2 separate regions of the Homo sapiens genome follow, and region 1 is linked to region 2. Evidence: read pairs that join two places in POLR2A ChIA-PET (ENCODE). Cell type or tissue: OCI-LY7. All regions are shown on one strand. Each heading gives the region's core, and the rest is flanking DNA. Links, peaks and the distances in the headings are about the cores only. Region 1 overlaps TSHZ2 (teashirt zinc finger homeobox 2). Region 2 overlaps TSHZ2 (teashirt zinc finger homeobox 2).

Region 1 (5,384 bases), core at 182-5,181, 130 kb before region 2:
AAGTTTCTGAAGTCAATGGCCATTGTGTCTCTGAAATAAAAATACCTTTGTTTCTTCTGGCTATAAAAGGAATACACATACATTGTAAAGTGTGGAAAGAAATTTAAAATCACCCACAGATATCACCACTGGTAATATTTGGACTACAGCCTTTCAAAAGCTTTTTCACATAGAGATGCGTAATGTAAACATTATAATCATATAGAGGATAGCGTAATCCAGTAGAGTTTTACAATCTTTTTTTTCCTGAGTACTTAAGGAGAATATCTTTTTCCATCAACAGATAAAGAAACACGTAAAAATTTTAAATGGTGATAAATATTCCATTGTATGGATAGGACATATTTATTTAACCTATTAACTTCGCCTTATTGCTGAATGTGGGCTTTATTTTTTTTAAAATTTCTTTCTATTCTAAACAACACTGAGATGAACATCCTTCTATTTGCATCTTTGCACACTTGTCTATTTTTCTTTTTGGGATAGCATCCCAGAAGTAGAATTGCCAAAATTATGCCTGTTTAATGCTTTTGCTACTTATTGCCAAATCACCCTAGAAAGGATAATTTATTGACTTGCACATAAAGGGCTTGCTTAATGGGATTTGATATTCACAAGCTTTGAAGGTGCTATCGCAGCCTGTCATGTCTGGGGCCTGGAGGTCCTCTCTGATGTAAATCAAAACATTTGAGTTAACAACATTCAGCCTTGTCAGTCACCCACAAATTATAGGAGGCCTCCTCTGTCTTTGTCAATAACAAAAAAGGGAAAAATTACTCCAAAATGGCATAAAAATTAGGAACCAGACAAGTAGTCACCAAAAGAAGACAAGTGAGACAACAGTTGAAGAATTTCAGATTTGTAGTGGAGTGCAGCAAGTGAACAGGAATTGTCTGGGTTTATAGAGAAAGGCCTGTAGCATCTGACTCCTGCGTGCTTGGTGACAGGGTCAGTAGCACAGAGCTGGGCACAGAGAAGTCACTCACACAGACGGCAAGGGTGGAAAAGTGTATAGAGGGTTGAGGAGCTTCACTCTGTAGTGGGAGGGTATGATCCTCAACAGCAGCAGAATGTTAATTTCCTTAAGTCTTAAATCTTGCCCTGATATGGTATAGATTTTTCTCTGCAACTCTTTCATATTTTCAGCTCTTGCATTCTGTAGCACCACATGGGAGAATATGTTACTCAAGAGAAAATTTTTAGTGATGTGTGTTTTGTCTTCATTTCTGAAAATAGTCTCAGTTGTGGAAAGGCAAGTAATCCATGTGCAGCATGATTAGGGAAGGAAGGAAAGAAGGAAGGGAGGGAGGGAGGAGAGAGGAAAGGAAGAAAGGAAGGAAGGAAGATAGGAAGAGAGAAAGAAAGAAAGAAATTCAAAGCTTGAGTCTTTAAAATCTTTGCGTCTCTAAAAGAAAAGGATTTAGTTATGGGTCTGATGCATACAGCTGGTATTTCTAGCAACTAGTGTGGGCTTCTTTTTTCTGCTGCAATCTATTCATTCTGTGCATCTTACCACAAATTGCTCCAAGAGGAAACACAGCCTCCTTAGGAGGCTAAAGTCCAACGAACGTCAGATCCAGAACAACATTGCTTTGCGTCTCTATTTAACGTTAGAGCGGATGACTTTTTGACACGTTTATAGCTGACGAGTTCTATAGCCAGTCATGCAGGACGATTACGTTTGAACTAATTTGATGAATCAACTTGATGTTCTCCCATAGCCCCCATAACCTTCAGGAGCATATGTACCCAATTTTCAACTGGAAGTCAAAAAGAAGCTTTGAAATTTGGCTAATCCCATCATATCCGCAGGACCCGTCTGGTGGAATAATCTTGGGACATAAACTCTTGATTGATGCCAAAAATGGGAAGAACCACTTGGTAATATCATCAGGGCCATCAGTCAGGCCCTTGGTAGGTCTTGAGATAGGGTTTCAGAGGCCAGCGATTGTTTTGTGAGTTCTTGAATAATTTTGTGGTGAGGGAAGCAGAGTTCATTGTCAAAGCATTTGGGGGTCAGACCCCGGGGAAAAATCATTTCTCATTGTTGGATTCAGTTTGATGGGGATTTGTGAGAACCGATGAGGAGGCGTAAAGATTTCCTGAGTTACTTTTCCCCATGTCCTGATTTTTTTTTTTTTCCGACTCCTTTCTTGCCAGGAGGCCTGCTAGCATAGTCATTCAGAGCATGAGTGTGGGAGTAAGAATGCCTGGACATAAATCCTGCCCTTACCACACTCCCATCATTGCACAATACTGGGCCAGTCACTTCACTTCTCTGCAACTTGCCTTGCTCTGTGAAATGTAGATAATAATCGTTCATACCCATGGGGTTATACTGGAATTAAATATAACAGTATGTACAAAGGGACATAAACAGTGCCTGATATATAAGCTTTCAGATACTAGAAGCTATTGGCTATAGACTAGTGAATTTTGGTGACTTTCCATGCCCAGAAAGTTGATAGAACTTGATTAATCCAAACAGATTAAGTAAGTAGATGCTATGATTTGAATTCACAGCTGGTATTATTTTTTCCCCAAAATCGTTAGCAAAAAGACTATTGTGCCATCACATAGTAAAACTGATTCTTGCTATCGAGAATAGTCCTTTTCTACAGCTGAGAGTTACTAGTATGTGGAACCGGCTGAAAGCAGGTGGCTTGCTACATCATAAATTGGGTTGGCTGGGTACTTCATGTGTTCATTCCACCCATATTTATCGAGTTTTTCCTACTGCATGCCAGTGTCAATGTGTGATGTGAAAAGAGGAGAATATTTTGGGGAAAAGCGAACATAAGCTCTACCAGTGACTACCTATGTAAGCAAGTCACTTAATCACTCTGGGCCACAGTATCTTCATCATTAAATTGAGATAAGCATGATCCGCCTTCTAACGTCTCCTGCAAGGAGCAGATGGGATTGTATAATCCAAGGGCCTAGGTCAGTGGCTGGCACATAGAAGGTGCTCAATAATTGCTGTTTTTATGCCAGGAATTTGTTTTAGTCGCCCTCTGCATTGATTGATAAAAAGCTTTTTTTTTTTTTTTTTTTTTTTTTGGAGACAGGGTCTTGCTGTGTCACCCAGGCTGGAGTGCAGTGGTGTGATCTCGGCTCACTGCAACCTCCACCTCCCTGGTTCGAGCAATTTGCTTGCCTCAGCCTCCTGAGGAACTAGGACTGCAGGCATGCACCCCTAGGCCTGGATAATTTTTGTATTTTTGGTGGAGACAGGATTTCACCACGTCGGCCAGGTTAGTCTCGAACTCCTGACCGCAGGTGATCCTCCCACCTTGGCCTCCTAAAGTGCTGGGATTGCAGGCATGAGCCACCGTGCCCTGCCAAAAGCCACTTTTTAAATAGTAAGAGGATTTTGGCAGCCTTATAGACTCAGATATCTGGAGAGCGTAGCACAGGACATAGGACATATTATATTCTCGATAAATACTTCTCGAATGAATCAATGAGTAAATGACTAGCTTGAGCTTACTATATTAATAATACACTGTTTACTAGTAAATCAACACGTGGGAAACAATAGACAGAGACTTGTGGGAGCATGGACTTTGAAGTCAGAACTGGGTACAAATCAGGCTTGGAAACACTAGCTAGATGCCCCCTTGGACAGGTTACTTAATTTCTCTGAGGCTCAGTTTTCTCATTTACAAGTTATTTGTAATAACAGCTGCATTAAAGGGTTGTTGGCTTATATATATTATCAATAGCTTTTATTATAGTGCTGCAAAATAAGGTGTCTGCCCCATAGAGGTATTGAAAATCTACTCACTGGGCATCTACTTTGTGCCAGGCACTGGGTACTGGGGATAAAGAGTGAGCAAGACAGACAAGATCCCTGGCTTCAGGGAGATGACGAACTGGTGGGCAGGCTGGACAATAAATAACCATGATGACTTTTGGTGAAATAGAATTTCCAAGAAGATAAAATAGAATAATGTGTTTGTGAGTCGGAAGTTATTTTACAGGAGGTAATCAAGAAAAGCTCCTTTGAGGAAGGAACATGAAAACAGTTACCAATGAGAAGAAGGACCCAAGCATGCCAGGATTTGAGGGCGAGGGCTTCCAGGTTGAGGGAACAGCAAGGGCAAAGGCCCTAAGGCAGAAATGTTTGCTCCAGGGTTCTTTTCACACCACAAACAATGAAGAGAATGGCCCATGGTAAAGTCCAAGATCCTCAAGAGCCCACTCCTGCAGGATCTTATAGGTCAGGATAAAATATTTGGATTTTATTCTGAGTGTGATGGAAACGATTGGCAGGGTTTTCACAGCTGGGTGGCAGAGTCTCACTTCCTTTTCAAGGTGGATTACTCCAGCAGCTGTGAAGATTATAGAGATCAGGATAGCAGGAAGGCAAGTAAGGAGACTCCTGTCTAGAAAGAGATAATTATCACTGGAACAAAGAGGATGGCAGTGGTGAGGGAGGCATGAACGACTTAGGACGTGGTTTGCAGGCAGCACCACAGGATGTAGTAGAGGTGAAGCAGAGAGAAGGCACCTGGCCTCTGTCAGCCCACACGACTACAAGCCTGGAAGCCTCAAGTTGCATTTCTTATTCTCTGGTTGCTTCTCCACTCTCCTCTGTGATTTGCTGCTGGGTGCCTTGATCTCCATAGCAATGAGTCCTCTTTTCTCCTGTGAGACTGATCTGGGGATCAGGAACCTCACCTCTGACTCCCAGTAGAGGTGAAATCAGCAGTGGTTCAAGGGAAAGAGGCAATGCAGCAGAGACTGATTTCTGGGATGAGGTTTTTTGTTTTTTTGTTTTTTAGTTTTTTAATTCAATATTTACATGGGTCCACTTAGTGTCATAAAAGGTTTTAAAGGAACTTGCTATAAAAACTCAAGAGGAAATTAAATGCAAACCAGTACACACCAGATGCAAGATAGGAATCAAGAAATATAGTGAATATTTCCTGTGGTATATTAATTAAAATATTATTTCCCCGTAGGAATATAATAGGATGCCATGATCTATTGATTTATTTATTCAACTAGAATTTGCCATATATGTCGCTCCAAGCTGGATATGAGGAAAGGGAGGTAGATAACAGTCCCTACTCTCAGGGAGCTTTCAGTTTAATGGGGAAGACAAGTATCAAAGAATCTCTATAAAAGAAAGCAGAGTTCATTGGTTTCATAGCAGAGAGTAGCTATTTGTGTAGCAGCGGAGTGTAGGTGACAGACACATTAGGATCACTTTTATACTACAAAGATTAGAAGTGCACATCAAACCATTAGCATCAGATAGATATTCCTGACTGAAGACCTATTCATAAGTGTATATTTTTTATACATATTTGTTAGAATATCAGTGATTAAGAAAATATACACATATTATTCACTTAAATATAAAATATGTTTATTGA
Region 2 (5,384 bases), core at 183-5,182:
TTACCTGGTAGATCTCAATGTTGTGATAGACTCTACATTGGCCTCAAAAGACAATTAAGACATGATCCTGTTTTAAGTTAATGAGAAAACATTCCATCACTGGCTGTCTGGGTCACAAACTTGTAGCCTACAAGACAATACCACCCCTGGATGTTTCTCTAATATTTTTTAAAACTTTAATTAGGTATTGGCTAATTAAATATAAGGAGGTTTTACATATGTCTCTAAATGCCTGTTTCTTTTCAGAAGTTAGAAACCTGACCCCAAGAGTCTCATTTTCTCCTGGGAACAAGGGGCTGCAGCTGAGAGTGTGCAAGCTCTCCAGCTTGCCACAGTCCTCACCATTCTCTGTTGTCTCTAATTAGCCAGACCCACGTATCCTTTACCATTTTTATTGTTCTTGCACTCTAAATTTCATCATGGTAATGTTTCTTTTTACCCATATCTCTATCAGCAATGGGCCAAAAAAGCTAGTTGAAGAGGGTCAGTGAATTTTAAGCAAAATTTAAGAAAACATATGTCTCTGTGGAAGAAAAGAATCTTCCTACACTTATATACACAAAATGATGGTGTCTGCCTGGAAGGATGGCAACTCAGTGGGCCTTCTTTGGTTATCTTATTGGCTTGGGTCACATGGGCACTTGGGTTTGCAGTCCTGAGAACCCTATCCTTTTACATTCAAGTCACACATTCCAGAAGGAGAGCACTTTTGTATGCACCATCTCACTTAAACCTCATAATGACCTTGTGAAACAAGCAGAGCAAAGCTTATCACTCTTTAACCTAAGAAGAAGCTCAAACCAGTTCAGTGATTTTCCCAAGGTTACCCATCCAGCAAATGTCAGGACTAAAACCCAGATCTCATCATGAAGGGCAAACTCCCATGATTCAGAGACGACTGAGGCTTGTGTAGCCCAGAAAGAAAAGAATTGCTCAAGTTTGTCCTACATTTCAGGATGAAAGACCAAATGTCGTGATTTCTACACTGTGCTGAATTAATACTTTTTCTTAATTTTTTTTCTGGCCTACTTCATTTCCCCAATAGGTTATATTCTAAAGGCAGTCAAAGATTATAAGATAACGTTTCTGTAGGTAGGGGGAAATAAGAGCTGTTGAAATGACCTGAGTGTCATCTCTATCTCTGGGGACAGATACCATCTCACGACTTCTATCTGCCTAAGAGAAGTTAAGCAAGAAGGTGCAGAGCTTTATTAAGCAGAGAAACATTAGACCTTTCAGCTGCTTGTGCCATCTAATTACCTGTGACTCCTGGCATCACATGCAAGCTTTATTACTGCATGTGTGAAAACTGCAAGTCCTGCTTTCGTATCTGCCCTTTGAAACTCCTCCAAACATCTACCTCTACTCAATTTTCAGTACAGCTAGAATCTTACCCTCTATGAGCAAAGAAGCTAATTTCTCAATTATGCTTGAAATTTAGTAATTCTAGGAACAATTTTTTTTAGAGCTTAGATCCTTATGGGCGTAAAACACTCTGATTGTGTTTAAGGATTCTACCTTTTATCAGTGTCTCCAGTGGGTTTGAACAGAATTACTTCCTTTGGCAGTTTTCTGGAACTCTCTATAAATTCATTTTACTAATGTTCTGTTGAACAAACCTGTTCTATCCTCCAACATTGAGTTGGTTTTTTTTTTTTTTTTTAGAGACAGGATCTTGCTCTGTTGTCCAGGCTGGAGTGCAGTGGCATGATTGTAGCTCACTGCAGTCTGAAACTCCTGGGCTCAAGCAATCCTCATGCTTTAGCCTTCTGAGTAACTAAGACTACAGGTGCGCACTACCATGCCACGCCCCGAATTGGTATTTTTAAAGAAAGTATTCTCATCATGAAAATTTCTGCTTTGCTATAGGAAGCACTAGATAAAGTTGTTTGGTTAACACCAAGTGAAACTAGTGTTATGTATAGTAATGCATCTCAACATATTTACTCTATTTGATAATGAAACTGATTTACTTCTGCTTTTAGAGAGAGGGAGAGATGAATGGATGGTTCCTTGAGTGTTCTTCATGTATTTATTTATTTATTCAACTCACATACATTAAATACCTACTTTATGTTTCCTAGGCATTTGGGGGTCGCAATAAAGAGTAGTAAAGGTTCCTGACCTCAAGAAGGTTATACTCTAAAGGGAAAGAGTGGTGGGCAGTCACAGCCACAAACCAATGAATTTCAGGTAGTGAACACTGTCATACAGAGAGAAACTGAGAAATTTGAGTGGGGGATTGTGAATTGCTGCTGCCTTGGGTGGATTAGTCAAGGAAGATCTCATTTGAGGAGGCGATATTTGAACAAGATCTGAATGAAGTGAGGAAGGAAGCTGTGGGGCCGTGGAGGGAACAGTGTCCCAGGTGGAAGAAAACAGCCAAGACCCGGAAGTCACCATGGGCTTTAGAGACAGCAAGGAGACCCGGATGTCTGGAGCCGAATGAGGAAGGCAAAAGTGGAAGAGGCCACCAGGGGGCAGACTGTGCAGAACCTATGGGACTTCATAAGGACTTTGGATTTCACTGGAAGAGTAATGGATGAGGCTAGAAGGTTTGGGGCAGGAGAAAAGCATCATCTGACTTACCTGTGAGCAGGTTGACTGCACACCGGTGGATGGACCGTGGTGGGGGTGAGCTGGGAGCAGGCAGGCAGGACAGGGCTGTGGCAGTCGGTAGTGGCTGTGGCTGGGCTGATAGTGGTGGGCTGATAGTGGTGGAGGTTGTGAGAAATGGTTGGATTGTGGGTTAATTTTTGAAGTTTGAGCCTATCAGTGGGAGAACAGGACACTAAGAAGGACAGAGTAAGTGGCGTGTCCTTTAAATGAGATGATCTCAATATCCCCAGAAAGTGGCTCCTGTTTTTACTCTATCAACATCCATTTCCAAGACCCTGCCTCATTGCCTGTCAGAGTGTCGGGCCCTGGAACGCTCCAGCTGTGATAATGTCGTGGCCCTCAAGGACCACCCCCTCCCCAACCATGGAGGGACAAGCTAAATCCCTCCTTCATCACCACCGCCTGTTCCAGGCCACCATGGGTGCACACCCAGACTTCCTGTAGTAGTTTCTCCCATGGCCTCCCTGGCTGGTCTTTGCCTCACCTGCCCACTTTGCACACAAAAGCCACAACAATCTTTCTTTAAACCTTAAAACATTCTTTACATTGACTCTCCCTCTTTTCCTTCATTACATTTATTTTTAAAAGAAATTTTATTTCATAACTATACAGGGAAAATTAGCAGAACTGACGACAGATAGAAAGTAAACATGAAAACAAATACGATAGGTACAAAACAAGGTTGTCGAATTCCAGCTCATTTATTTGACAGCCTCTTACCCTCACAACCATGCTTTGTTATGACCATTATCTCATTTTAATCCTAAGTAAACTGAGTCCCAGAGAGATCAATTGATGTGCCAAAGTTCATAAAGCAAGGCAGGGAATGTACCACCCTAGTTTCCAGAGTTAAATGCCAGGCTGAGCCTGTGTTTTTGTCTTTTCCTCATCCTCTATAGTGGAGTCAGCAAAGTACAGCTCATGGGCCAAGTCCAGCCCAACATCTGTTTTTGGAAATAAAGTTTTATTGGCACACAGCCACTCTTATTTGTTGACGTATTGTCTGTGGCAGCTTCTGTACTATAATGGCAGAATTGAGTAGGTGCTACAGAGACCATGTGACCCTCAAAGCCTGAAATATTTATTATCAGGCCCTTTATAGAAAAAGTTTGCCAACCCATGTTCTAGATAGAAAAAAAAATGAAGTACATCAAAGAGAATAAGTTATAGTTCATGGAACACACATAATGTCTATTCTTCCCATGACTGCAACAAAATGTCAGTTAAAGAGAAATAAATGTTTTTTCAATGAATGATTTAAAAAACAGGAGTTAAAAAAAAAAAACAGGAAAACACTTAAGTGACCAAAGTCAATAAGTTTTCTATTGTTCAAAATAGGAATTGCTCTTATGACTTTATTCTTTCAGTTGATTCTGACAGTAAATTTATTCATTCATTTTTTTCATTCATTTGACAAATATTTATTTAATGTCTATACCATACTAAGCCAGTACCTGTAATAGCAACAGCATGTTCCATGCTGAGCAAATCTGACATTTTTCTTGCCTGAACATTGCTCACCTCTGGTGATAGACACAGTTGTTAGTCAAATAATTATAAAATTTGACTAGTCAGGGAAGTTGGAGGAGGCTTTCCTGAGGACGTTGTGTTTGAGGTAGGAGCTGAATGATGAGCAGGTGAAGAGGAGAGGGAAGTCCATCATCCCAGAAGGGAGGGTCCACATATGAAAAGGCCCAGTGGTAGGAGGGCACATAGTAGGCCCTAGGAAATTCAAAGCAAGATGCCTGTATGTCTGAAGAACAGAATGCAGGAGGGGCACATGGGAGAGAGGAGATTGGGGAGGCAGGTATCTCTGACCATACTGGGCTAAGAATTTCATGTTAAAGAGTTATTCTCCATCCTAAGAAAATGGAAAACATTGAAAGGGCTAAAGGGGGTGGTAGTTTTTTATGGGATGATCTTTCACCTTCATGGGTTCAGGAGTCCACATCAAATCCCTTATGGCTATGCCGAGTCTAATCCCTAGTCGTGCAAAGTATCTCTTCTCTGTGTTCCATAATCATCTGTTGTTCAGTTCAGGCATTTACAGTATTGCTGGAGCCAAGTAAAGCATGCACAAGTGCAGTAATAAGACAGACATTTTCAGGGCCGGGGGCAGTGGCTCATGCCTGTAATTCCAGCACTTTGGGAGGCTGAGGTAGACAGATCACTTGAGACCAGGAGTTCAAGACCAGCCTGACCAACATGACAAAACCCTGTCCCTACTAAAAATACAAAAATTAACTTGGCATGGTGGTGCACACCTAAGGCATGAGAATCTCTTAAACCCGGGAGGTGGAGGTTGCAGTGAGCTGAGATTGTGCCACTGCACTGCAGCCTGGGTGACAGGGCAAGACTCTGTCTCCAAAAAAAAAAAAAAAAAAGACATTTCAGTTTGCCCTTTCTAGATGAACCATGTGGCAAACTACACCTCTGGAAACATTTTTCTTTTGCTCACCATAGGCCCATCTTCTTTGAATGTACATCTTCATCTATATATTCCCTACTCTTAATCTATTTCTTTATAAGGTGCTAATAGGCCAGGTGAAAATTTCCACTAATCTATTAATAAAAGCAGACCAGTGATAGGCTTTAAGAATAAAGTCATGATAAAGTTAGCAAATACAGAGGGGAAAGAAACAGCAAAATGTTTGGGGTTTTTTGTTTGTTTGTTTTCGAGAACATTGCTACTTGGTTCCATTAGACTCCTTTGATTGTACATGACAGAAACCAACTCTGGTTATTTTCAGCAAAAAAAAAAAAAA

Evidence for each region. Peaks named below come from ENCODE experiments on the same cell type or tissue, not always from the same donor. Only the 100,000 strongest peaks of a DNase experiment are listed, where the experiment ranks them.
Region 1: POLR2A ChIA-PET joins it to region 2 with 5 read pairs; 2 of 35 experiments call an interaction of 5 or more read pairs at or near these places.

The regions. Positions count from the first base shown.
Region 1 is chr20:53,030,617-53,036,000 of GRCh38, forward strand. All of the region lies in intron 1 of TSHZ2 (teashirt zinc finger homeobox 2), which reads left to right. Among named protein-coding and RNA genes, the nearest start is that of TSHZ2, 61 kb to the left of the region's middle. In OCI-LY7, for the core only: no CTCF peak of the experiment used is centred there; a DNase peak (open chromatin) is centred at 4,505; H3K27ac peaks cover 748 bases.
Region 2 is chr20:53,155,761-53,161,144 of GRCh38, forward strand. All of the region lies in intron 1 of TSHZ2 (teashirt zinc finger homeobox 2), which reads left to right. Among named protein-coding and RNA genes, the nearest start is that of TSHZ2, 190 kb to the left of the region's middle. RefSeq lists a silencer at 1,660-1,779. In OCI-LY7, for the core only: CTCF peaks have their summits at 2,468 (motif pointing right) and 2,675; DNase peaks (open chromatin) are centred at 1,861 and 2,431; H3K4me3 peaks cover 948 bases; H3K27ac peaks cover 1,776 bases.